Regions from separate parts of the Mus musculus genome. Here region 1 is linked to region 2. Evidence: chromatin loops called from intact Hi-C (ENCODE). Cell type or tissue: left cerebral cortex. All regions are shown on one strand. Each heading gives the region's core, and the rest is flanking DNA. Links, peaks and the distances in the headings are about the cores only.

Evidence for each region. A loop is a pair of places that touch in the nucleus more often than their neighbours do. Peaks named below come from ENCODE experiments on the same cell type or tissue, not always from the same donor. Only the 100,000 strongest peaks of a DNase experiment are listed, where the experiment ranks them.
Region 1: it touches region 2 in a loop (2.0-fold over the local background); 1 of 42 quality-filtered maps calls a loop at or near these places.

What each region holds. Positions count from the first base shown.
Region 1 is chr15:41,730,367-41,735,759 of GRCm38, forward strand. The region is part of intron 3 of Oxr1 (oxidation resistance 1); the gene reads left to right. Among named protein-coding and RNA genes, the nearest start is that of Abra, 140 kb to the right of the region's middle. In left cerebral cortex, for the core only: no CTCF peak of the experiment used is centred there; a DNase peak (open chromatin) is centred at 2,248.
Region 2 is chr15:41,679,139-41,684,531 of GRCm38, forward strand. The region is part of intron 3 of Oxr1 (oxidation resistance 1); the gene reads left to right. Among named protein-coding and RNA genes, the nearest start is that of Abra, 190 kb to the right of the region's middle. In left cerebral cortex, for the core only: a CTCF peak has its summit at 3,089; a DNase peak (open chromatin) is centred at 526; H3K27ac peaks cover 2,236 bases.

The DNA of each region.
Region 1 (5,393 bases), core at 239-5,238, 51 kb after region 2:
GCCTCAGTACAGGGGAACACCAAGGCCAAGAAGTGGGAGTGGGTGGGTAGGGGAGTGGGGGAGAGGGCATGGGGGACTTTTGGGATAGCATTGGAAATGTAAAGGAGGAAAATACCTAACTTTAAAAAAAAACCAGGCTTGTAAGGGATAATAATAAAATATAATATAATATGACAAGACAAAAACTAACACATCAGAATAGGAAAAACCTCAAACAAATGGAAAAGAGTAAAAAGCAAACAAACAGGCACAAGAAATAGATATCGATTCAGAGAATCATTCATTCACACACTCAGGAATCCCATGAAAACACTATAATGGAAGCCATAATATATATACAAAGGACTTGTGGGGTGAAAAGGCAGTGTGTGTGTGTGTGTGTGTGTGTGTGTGTGTGTGTGTGTGTGAGAGAGAGAGAGAGAGGGGGGGGGGGAGGGAGATGATAAAAATGTAAGTTTTTTGGTTTTTTTTTTTTTAAGAAAAGAGAAAGCCCTGACATGGCATTATGACATTAAGTCACTATGACAAGTCATATGACATTATGACAAAGCTGCCATTGATGTCATTTTCTGTTGGCCTTCTAGTGCCAGGCATGCAGCCGACTCTGAGTTTGTGTCTCCAGTGAGACTCCCAGGGGAACACTAACTTTCCATTTGCAAACGGCTATCAGTTGGAAATAGCTTCTGAGTTAGGGATGGGACATGTATCTACTTCTTTCAGTCCCAGGATCTCATCTGGTGCAGACCCATGCAGGCCTTCTGCATGCTGCCTCTGCCTCTGCCTCTGTGAGTTCATATGTGTACAAGACAACTTTTTTCATATAACATAGCTGCTTAATAATTTTAACTACTACCTTGAAAATTTTTAGGAAGAATAAAAATACCTCTAAGAGTAAAACTAATAAATAGAACTATTGCTAATTCTAAGTGTTTGATGTTCACATTTCCATAGTCCCCAGATGGAAAGCCTGCAGAACAAAGATTTGGAATAATTTTCATCCTTGAATACAGCCTTCAAAAGCATAATCTCACAACTGTGGGTTATCTCCCTTGCAGAAAATTTACAGGAGCCTAGTGTTTTAAGTACATAGTTACTTGAGAAAGAATTCCTTTCTCCTGTCTTTACTGTTAAAAAGTATTTCAGCTGGGTGTTGGTGCTGCACACATACCTGTAATTACAGTACTTGGGCTGATCAGGAAGTTTATAAGTTCAAGGCCATCCTAGGCTACAAAGTGAAAGCCTGTCTCAAACATCAAATCATATACATACATATGCATATATGTATTTAATTAAAATAAACTTGAGAAATTGCTAAAACCAAGTGGCATTTAGAGAAACCCATTTGTATTATTAAGCATCTTATGTGAAAGATGAAATTATTTAATAAAAAAAAACACAAATATGTAAGAGAGGCACTTGTAGTCAAACTCAATGGCTTGTCTTGGTAGGCTTCATCTAATTTAAGGAAGCTAGTGTATGGGTCTTCTTTCTCATATGCAGGAATATCTTTGCTTTCTCTCAAATTCTGTTTATGACTGAAAGGAGGAAATATTATTGACAGTTTTTATCACCAATACTGCATTTCAAATAGTAAGACTGGTTGAAAAACAAAAATCACTCAATCAAGTTGGCTTTCGATTTTACCCAGGTAAAAATCAAATACAGTTGTAACTCAGTGGACTGAAATAATAAGGAAGACTTACTCTTACTCAGTATTTGCCCCAAAGGGGCTTCTCAGTGTATATACATTGTTGTTTTGTGTCTGAATTGAACGATATTTATTTTTCAATGAAGAACAAAATGGGATACTTCATTTTCTTCCTTTGAAGAATGTGTATCTTTGGTTGCTATAAATTACTTTCTGGGAAAGGTTAAGTTAATATTTTGATGAAAGATAAAAATCTTCAAAGTAAGCTACAAGCTTTAATAATAAGAATGAGAATCCCTGAGCTAGAATGTCAAGGCTCAAGGGGTAGAGAAAAGATTTGTATGACATACAGTGAGGATTATTTTTGGTGTAAAGTTTATATCTCTTCATTAGAACAACTCTGTCAAATTATGACCTTGTCCTTAGTATCTGGGTTTTGGAATAAAAATTACAGAGTCCAAGAGTAGAAACCCATGGGTTTACTTAGAGACAGCAGCTCTTATAAATGAATGAAGGCATTATTTCTAAACAGTAGGAGTGACAGAAGCCATGGGACTTTGAGAACATATGCTTTACCTAAAGATAGCCAACCTACCGTATGCCTCCCAAACAAAATACATTAACACTCCAAATGTGGCTCCCCAGTGTGCTGCCCGGCCTGGACCACAGTGTCTTCTTCATCTGGGCTTGTCTCCTTTCACTTTCCCTTTTCTTTCTCTTTTTCTTCTTTCTTTTTTTATGCATCCTTACCAGTAGTTGTTCAACTTCTATTTGAACAATTCTGGTGACAGGATGTATTTGTCAGGATTTTACTGCTGTGAACAGACCAGACACCATGACCAAGGCAATTCTTATATGGAAAACATTTCATTGGGCCTGGGTTACAGGTTCAGAGGTTCAGTCCATAATCAAGGTGGTAGCATGGCAACATCCAGGCAGACATGGTACAGGCAGAGCTGAGAGGTTGGCATCTTCATCTGAAGGCTGCTAGTGGAATACTGACTTCCAGGCAGCCAGGATGAGGGTCTTAAAAGCCCACACCCACAGTGACACACCTACTCCAACAAGGCCACACCTACTCCAACAGGGTCACACCTTTTTTTTTTTTTTTTTTTTTTGTTTTTTTTGAGACAGGGTTTCTCTGTATAGCCCTGGCTGTCCTGGAACTCACTGTGTAGACCAGGCTGGCCTTAAACTCAGAGATCCGCCTGCCTCTGCCTCCCAAGTGCTGGGATTAAAGGAGTTCGCCACCTCACCCAGCCTCAGGGTCACACCTTCTAATAGTGCCACTCCCTGGGCTGAGTTTATACAAACCATCACACAGGAACTCATCAACTTCCAGAGCTGCAAAGCCCTTTGTGTCTCATGTTACTGTTGGTGGTGACAGTAGCCCCTCACATAGCATCAGCTTAGTTAATGCTAAGGAACAGTGGATTTCCACTACAAGCTAGGGCCCAAAGTTTTCTTTTCTGTTTTGTGACTGCTACTTGTGTTTGTGTAAGGTTATAACTGTTTCATGAGCGGCATGATCAGCTCTCGAAATGTAGTCTTCATATGTTAATGTACTATTCCAGTTGAACTTACATGACACATGTTACAGAGTTCCTAGAGATCATAGCTGATCTCAGAAAGGTCTACTTCTCATTAACAATTTCAGCCTAGCGATATCCTCTTAGCAGAGAATATAGCAAAACCACAGTCCTACTCACCACCAAGGGGGAAGAATGGGTGGTAAATTCTGAAATAATATATTTTCATTGTTCATAAAGCACTGAATCCATGCTGACAGATTTTTTTATTTTAAAAAAAAGCAAATTAATACAAAATGAGTGACATAGTTGTTCTCCATGGTGGAACTGAGCAGAGAGAAACAGGAGTAGAGACCATTTACAAAGTCACTGGGATGTGCAGCCAAAAGATAATAACAGCTAGGAACAGGAGCCTGGTAGTGAACAAAGAAGACACATTTGGAAGTGATACAGCAGCAACTGGTGACAGAATCAGCAGAGTGACAGAGAGGACCTAAGCAATGATTTACGTTTTGGGGTTGTGGGGTGTGTGTGCACGTGTGTGTGTGTGTGTGTGTGTGTGTGTGTGTGTGTGTGTGTGTGTGTTAAGTCACATGTTAGGAAGATGACTTATAGTTACATTCTCTGCCCTTGTGTACATAAAAGACCCTGTAACTTAAATGTATGGGTTAGTGTTTGGTTGTATCTATGGCCTCTCTTGCATGGCCTGGATGGACCTCTCTCACCGTATTCACAGAACACATGTCTAGAATCAGATTCTTTTGTTAACAACTATCATGCGGAGAGAGAAGGGGGCTAACGCAGCATGCTTCCTCTATAAAAACGTGGGCATTTTTCTCTTGCATCTCTTAAGATTTACCTAGCATCAGAAAGCCCTAATGCTATTGTCATCTGCAAATTAGCATCTTAGCACAAAAAGAATATAAACCATGGTCTGCATAGTTTACTTTTAAGAAAGAAAAATATTTTCAACATTTTCTGTTGTTTGGCTGTGCTTTTTAAAAATATAATATATTGATATAATCAATGCTGTCCTAAGATTAAACCCCCTGAGAATACAGACATCATAGGAAATAAAAAGGTATTGCGTAGAAGAGCGTGTAATTTAATAGCTGCTTCCTCTGCTTCCTCTGCGTGTGAGCTCATGGTGACTGTTATTTCCCTCTTTTCTCTGGGGAAAATACGAAAGATTGAGATAATGCTTTAAATTTTATTTTTAGTTTCTGGTTTTGTTTTGTGTTTGTTTTTGTTTTTTGACCTGGGAATTAAATACAAGGCCTCGCACTCAATAGTCAGGTGTTCTTTTTGGGACACTGGGTCCCTACCTTCTTTGTACATTTTTCTGAGACAGTATCTCACTATAGTTCCCAAGCTGGCCATGAATTGATTTTTCTGTTCGCCTCTGCTGGTAGTAAATGTCTTCTTATCCTGCCTCAGCTTCCCAAGGAGATAGAATTACAGTAGGCCTGGCTTTGCTGTACATTAGAATAAGTACTTTAAGATGTTTTAGGAAGAAATTTTTGGAAAATGCTTTGAAAAGCAAGAACACACAGTAGTAATCTAAAAATTATAGGAATAAAGTAAAAATTAAAAAAAAAACTCCACTATCTGTGAAGTACTAGCACTGGGCCCTAAATAACTTAAATAAAGCCCCAAACAGCCTTTACATGCTTCAAATACCTTTTATGAGTCCATCAGGGAGTCATGGTCAAGCTCTGTGAGCCCTCTATGTGAGGAGCTAAGCCATGGCTGGAAAGTCAGGAAGCTTTCTTTTCCTGTAGAGGCAAAGCTTGCACTGCAGTCAAGCAGCCATTAGAATTTTAAAACATCATTCAAAGACCACATGTAAATATTTTATGAATAGTAATATCTATTATTGTTGTTGTTTGCTTATTTGTTTTCTCTGTGCTGAGCTACCAGCTACATGCTTTCTGTGACTCTAGGAAGTGGAGACTGTTTGATTTCCAGCACACCCATTCAAATTCCTCCTGCCCTCATTACTCACCCCCCAAAAGATCCTCTTCCACATTAATGCCTGTTGTCTTATCTTTTGACCAACTGAATTTAACCAGAATGTTTCTGTGTCCATGGGTTCAGGACTATACATTGGAACTGAGCAGATTCATCAGTGGATATACAACTAAAGGGAATGTTGTGCAACCCCCAAATCCAACAATACCCACAGTTTAGCAGAAAGAGTTAGGACCAGCTAAACT
Region 2 (5,393 bases), core at 260-5,259:
AAATAAAGTATCTTTATTAATTTCTTGAGAATTTTATATATGTATTCACTGTATATGACCTGGAGAAGGTCCTTAGCTATTATAATTGAAATATAAATAAATTATATTTGCTGTAGCTGTAAACAAATATCATAAAAGAAGCAACTTAAGAGAAGAAGGTTTTATTTGGAACTACATTTTTAAAAGGAATAGCCATCATACTGCGGGAGGCATGGTGGCCAGCAGGAGTATGAGCAGCTGATTCCACTGTGTCTGCAGTCAGGAAGAAGACAAGTGACAAGCTAGACTAATAAACTTCCAAAGCCACCATCAGTGAATCAACTTCCCCCACACCGGATCTGGACTTAATTTTTGGAGTTCTCGAAGTAGTTGAGGATCCAGTGGTAACGTAGTCTGTAAGTGTTTGAAAATGTGTCTAAAACCAACAGCAGAAAAAGACTTCCTTGCCTAAACATCCATCATAGAATCCTTGCCCTTCGCTGCAATTGATCACAAAACGAAAATAGTCGCAGCACATCTGTGAATGTCTTAAAGTGGAATGAAGGAGTTACTCTGTTTTCAGGCATGATTGCAACAGCCTAAAACCGCAAAGACATGACCATTTGGAAACAACAGCAACAGAGCAGCAGCACTGTGAATCTAAGACGTGCGAATTAGAACATCTTACACAGGCAAAGCTTCTTGAAGTGAAGGAAATTCTACAACCCCCCCCCATCTTTCCCCCATCATCAAACATATCAAACACTCTTCCCCATTACATTCATCTTTACCTATACAGTAAACTCCCAAATAATCTAGATCCCCCTTTTTGGCCCTGGTGTTCCCCTGTACTGGGGCATATAAAGTTTGCAAGTCCAATGGGCCTCTCTTTGCAATGATGGCCAACTAGGCCATCTTTTGAGTTCTATGTTTTAAAGTCTTTGTAGTTTAACTTCTGCTCCAGACACCAGAGTTCTTCCTTGTAGGTATGTCATCCTTCCTGTTTTTAACATGATCTCATCACTGTTATGAGATGCTGCCTGTTATGATAAAACAGCATAGACCAGTTGTTCCCTTATAAACAGTGATCAAAGTTTCAGAGTCTGAGAAGTCCAAGAAAGATCGAATTGCTGGCTGATTTTTCTCTGGCCACAGTTGGTTTCTGAATTCCTTACCAGCTCTTATCCCCATGTCTTTCCACGTGGAAGAGTGGGAGGTGCTCTGGAAGCCTTTAGGTTGTAAACACTTGTCACTCACAGTCTTCACTCACCCAATTATCCCCAGGGAACCGCACCTTCATATCCTATCTCTCAAGAGATTACAGCACAAGCCCTGACCCTCAGTGGCATCCCTACTCTTTAGGAAAGAGCAAAGTTTGGTGACAGAGCCTATCTACATAACCAATGTAGCATATCAACTACTTGAATTCTGGCCTTGGGCAACTGCAACTTCATCTAAAATTCTGAGGCTAAAGTCAGTTCAGTGTTAATAAAAGATGGGAAAGAAACTTCTAGGTGAGGTTTGTATGAATTTAATGTAGTTATTCTTATAAATGTATTTGATCTAAGATAATATTCTTGTTTTCTAGATAATTAAGGAAATCACTCATAATAAGTGACTCCTTGTACCAGAAAACAGGGAGGATTCATTTATCTCTGTGAGTCTCATGATCTGGCTTGGCCAATAGCTACTGTGTCTTGTTGACCTTACTTATATACCAAGTCCATGTCTGAAATCCATTAGAAGAGTTGCACCTGAGATTAAAACCAGTTGGTATTTTAAAAATAAAATAAAATAAATGGATTTGTTCTAAGTAGTTCAGTTTCTATGAAAAAGAAAGCACATTTTGTTCTTGTCCCTCAATTTCTATGAGTGTTCTTTGTTGACAGATGTGTTTTCTATTTTTAGGCAGAAATATGTGAATCTCAGTCTCACTCTTAGAACATTTAGAAATCAAAGTTGAATTGAATATATGTAAGCCTCCTGAAAGTCCACAAGGACTTCAGAAATATTGTATATTAAGCCCTACCCCCAACCTAGAGCATTGCGTACATTTGACTATTAATTATCTGGATATATTTCTGAAAAACCATAAAGCATAAATATCTTGAAAACTATTTGTGATCTGGGTCTTCCTGAGAGACTATTCAGTGACTTTTGCATCTGCAAAAGATAAAACAGCTTTTCCAAGAGACAGAGATCACCAGAAGTCTGGGTTTGCTTTCAGCTTTCTCTTGATGGTAGGCATGACTCTTAGCTTACTTGAATCCACAGTTTCCATTATCCTGAGTAGGATTAACATAGTAAGTCAGCTTGATGAGCCAATGAGTTGTCCCAAGGCTACTTTACTTACAGAAATATGTATGAGGGGTCACTTATGAGAGCAGAAATGACTCAAGGACACCTGCATCACCAAAGCCTACAGTAGCACAGGTGACAGGTCACCAAACCGGAAATCTGGAGTATACTGCACAGCCTGGAGGCAGCTTACTAAGTAGAGAGTGTCCTTTCCTGGTGGCATAGTCTGATGGATCTTCCCCTAGGCATCTTAGATAGTCTGGCTCTTCCAGACTACTTGGCTTGTGTTAGTCTCTTCTAGGCCGTTTGGCTGGTTTTGCTTCCTCTGATGCTCAGAGCCTCTTTTAGGTATTTCAACTTGTCTTAGCATAATTCATTGTGTGTGTGTGTGTGTCTGTGTGTCTGTGTGTGTGTGTGTGTGTGTGTGTGTGTGTGTGTGTGTGTGAATATATATTGAGGGAGTGAGGAGCCTAGTGAATATTGTCAGTTTTAGGAACTTCCTGAAGCTATTTGAGTTGTTTACTCTCTGTCTCATGGACCTTCTCTGAAGAGTGGAATGTTTTACATCCTTTTAGAGCATCCTGTTGCTTTACTTTCTATAAATATCCTATGTCTCAATCACCTTCTCTCTAAGATAGAAGGTTTTAACCTTAACTTCACCCCTTACCCCAGCTTTTACATTCTTTCTTCTCTGTCTGACAGCCCTTGATCCTCAGAAGAGGAAGTCTAGTGATCCTGTAATTCTAGAGGGGAATTGAACCTTTGTGCCTTTTTGTCTGTTTCTAGAGCACGACTGGTGGTGAGTCCTGGTATTTATTTTGCAACACCAGTGAGGAGAATTCTGTGTCTTATCTTGATGATCCATGGCAAGTATATCTTAGAGACTCTTAATTAATACATAAGAGCACCTGTTTCAGTGTTAGTTATGACAGGCTCTATTCCACTGTGGGGAGATGAGTGTCTGTCTACCTGACTTACATGGTATTTGTCAGTTTTGCTTTATTTTGCCTTTTGACTTAACAGTGCAACTGGAGGCATGTAGGGATTTGTAATGGAGGTGAATGGTTAACACAGAGACTTTTTAATTTTTTTTTTAAAATTTCTTGTGCAAGAATGATTGGAGATAGTATAGAAATAATAATGGAGTCAAATATTACCATCTTTCTAGAGACATCATTACAGACAAATCTATTGGGCTGTCTCTGCTCTTGCAACCCTGAGGGTGTCTGACCTGGTTACACCTGCTCCCTCATTAAGAGCTCATTAGACAACACCCCTGCAGAGGCAGTGCTGGCTCCTTCCTTGAACTGCAACCCTTTCTGTTGCTCCTTGTCTTGATCTTCAGTGATTGATGGTCTTCTGATCTTCAGTGAGAGAGAGCTTAGCTGTATCCCTTGACTGTACTTGATGCGTACAAAGGTCGTGAGCCCCCCACCTTGTTCTTCGCAAGAGTTATACTTTCCAGAGCAAGTTTTGCTGTAGTGTTCCCCTTCTAGGGAAGTCTTCTGGAAATTAATCATATTGCAGCACTTATTGAGCATCACAGCTCTAATTATACTTCCCTAAGATGACATTTTTATAGCAACAACAGATCTCATGAGAGATATTTACAAAAGATAATCTTGGCATCTCTATTCTTATTAAAATATGTTTATTCTCAATATTGTCATGTAAAATAAAAATTTTCTAAGAATATTTTTTCTTTCTATCTGAAAGACAAACATGTTTTCCACATCAAATAATGCTCTAGTCATTTTTAAAAATAATATGATAAATATAAAATAACACTTATTTGTGTCACAAAGTTGTCTAAGCTTGCTTTTACCATCTATGTAGAAATTAATTCTACTTATATGAACTATTTATAACTAATTATTTGCATATATTCCATTCTACATTTTATTAGTACCTGCATCTCTACTAGAAGAAATGGTTTATAAATATGTATATGTATTGTTTAATATCCATATGACTTGGGAAATAATGACAATATATACTGATACTTGTCATTGGTCTATGTAATGATGATAGATGAGAGTTAAATAATTTCTGAGGCCCTAACAGCCTGAAAAGTTTCCCTTCTCAGTAGAATGGTTTGTCATCTAATGCTCCAGAGTTAGATTTTGCTAGAGGGTATGTGACATTCTGAAGGGAATGAATAGTTGCCCTCAGAAAGTATTTTGAAGTATTGAAGTATTTTGCTTCAAGAAGGCATTTGATATAAGCAGGTGTTGGAAGGAGGAAGTTTAATGTGAATATGCTTCTTGATAATGTGCGTAAAATAATGCATAAAATGATAGTGTTTGTAAATAATGCTCTTGTGGTCAGTTTTTTTTTTCCCTTAAGTGTTTGTAAGGTGTTTCTTTTCTAAGTGTTACATCTGCTTAATAAATTGTGTAATACCAGTTATGACCTTAACTACATATGAATGCTTTGAAGCAATGCTTCTCAGAGTATGAACTGACGATGGGAACATTAATGAAGTTAGAGATTAGTAGTGTAGATGCCATGCTACAGACTTGTAATATACTGAGTGTTGCACTGTCTCACTCAACAAGACATTGGATGCTGACATAGGAAGATATTCTCCTGGCTCTATTATCACAAATTAGAGCCTAATTTATATACATCCTTTAGCTTATTGGAAAGATCCATTTATTGATAATTACTCCCCTTTGATATTCTTTATGTTTGTCAGTGTGACTGTGTGTGTGTATGTGTGTGTGTGTGTGTGTGTGTGTGTGTGTGTGTGTGTTTTCGAAGGCTAAAACTGAAAATAATCTAGCCACACACCACTCCTAAGACTGCATTGTTAGCCCCACTGAACTGAAAACAATATTTTTCTCTGATGTTGAGACTTCAGTAGATATCAATTGCTTCCAATGCTGGAAACAGGGATGGGAAGTATCTTTGAGGAAGGAGGTAAAACTAGAGTTTGAAACATGTTTTTCCATTAGTATGGATTGCCTGTGAAACTGTTGATAAAGTTGAGAAATCCATAGAGTAAAAGATACAGGGTTGCCCATTTGTTCATTATCAGCCAAGTTTTTGTGTATAAAGCTAATGTGCCATGTCCATTTGGAAATTGACTTTTTCCAACTGTACGTTAACAAAGG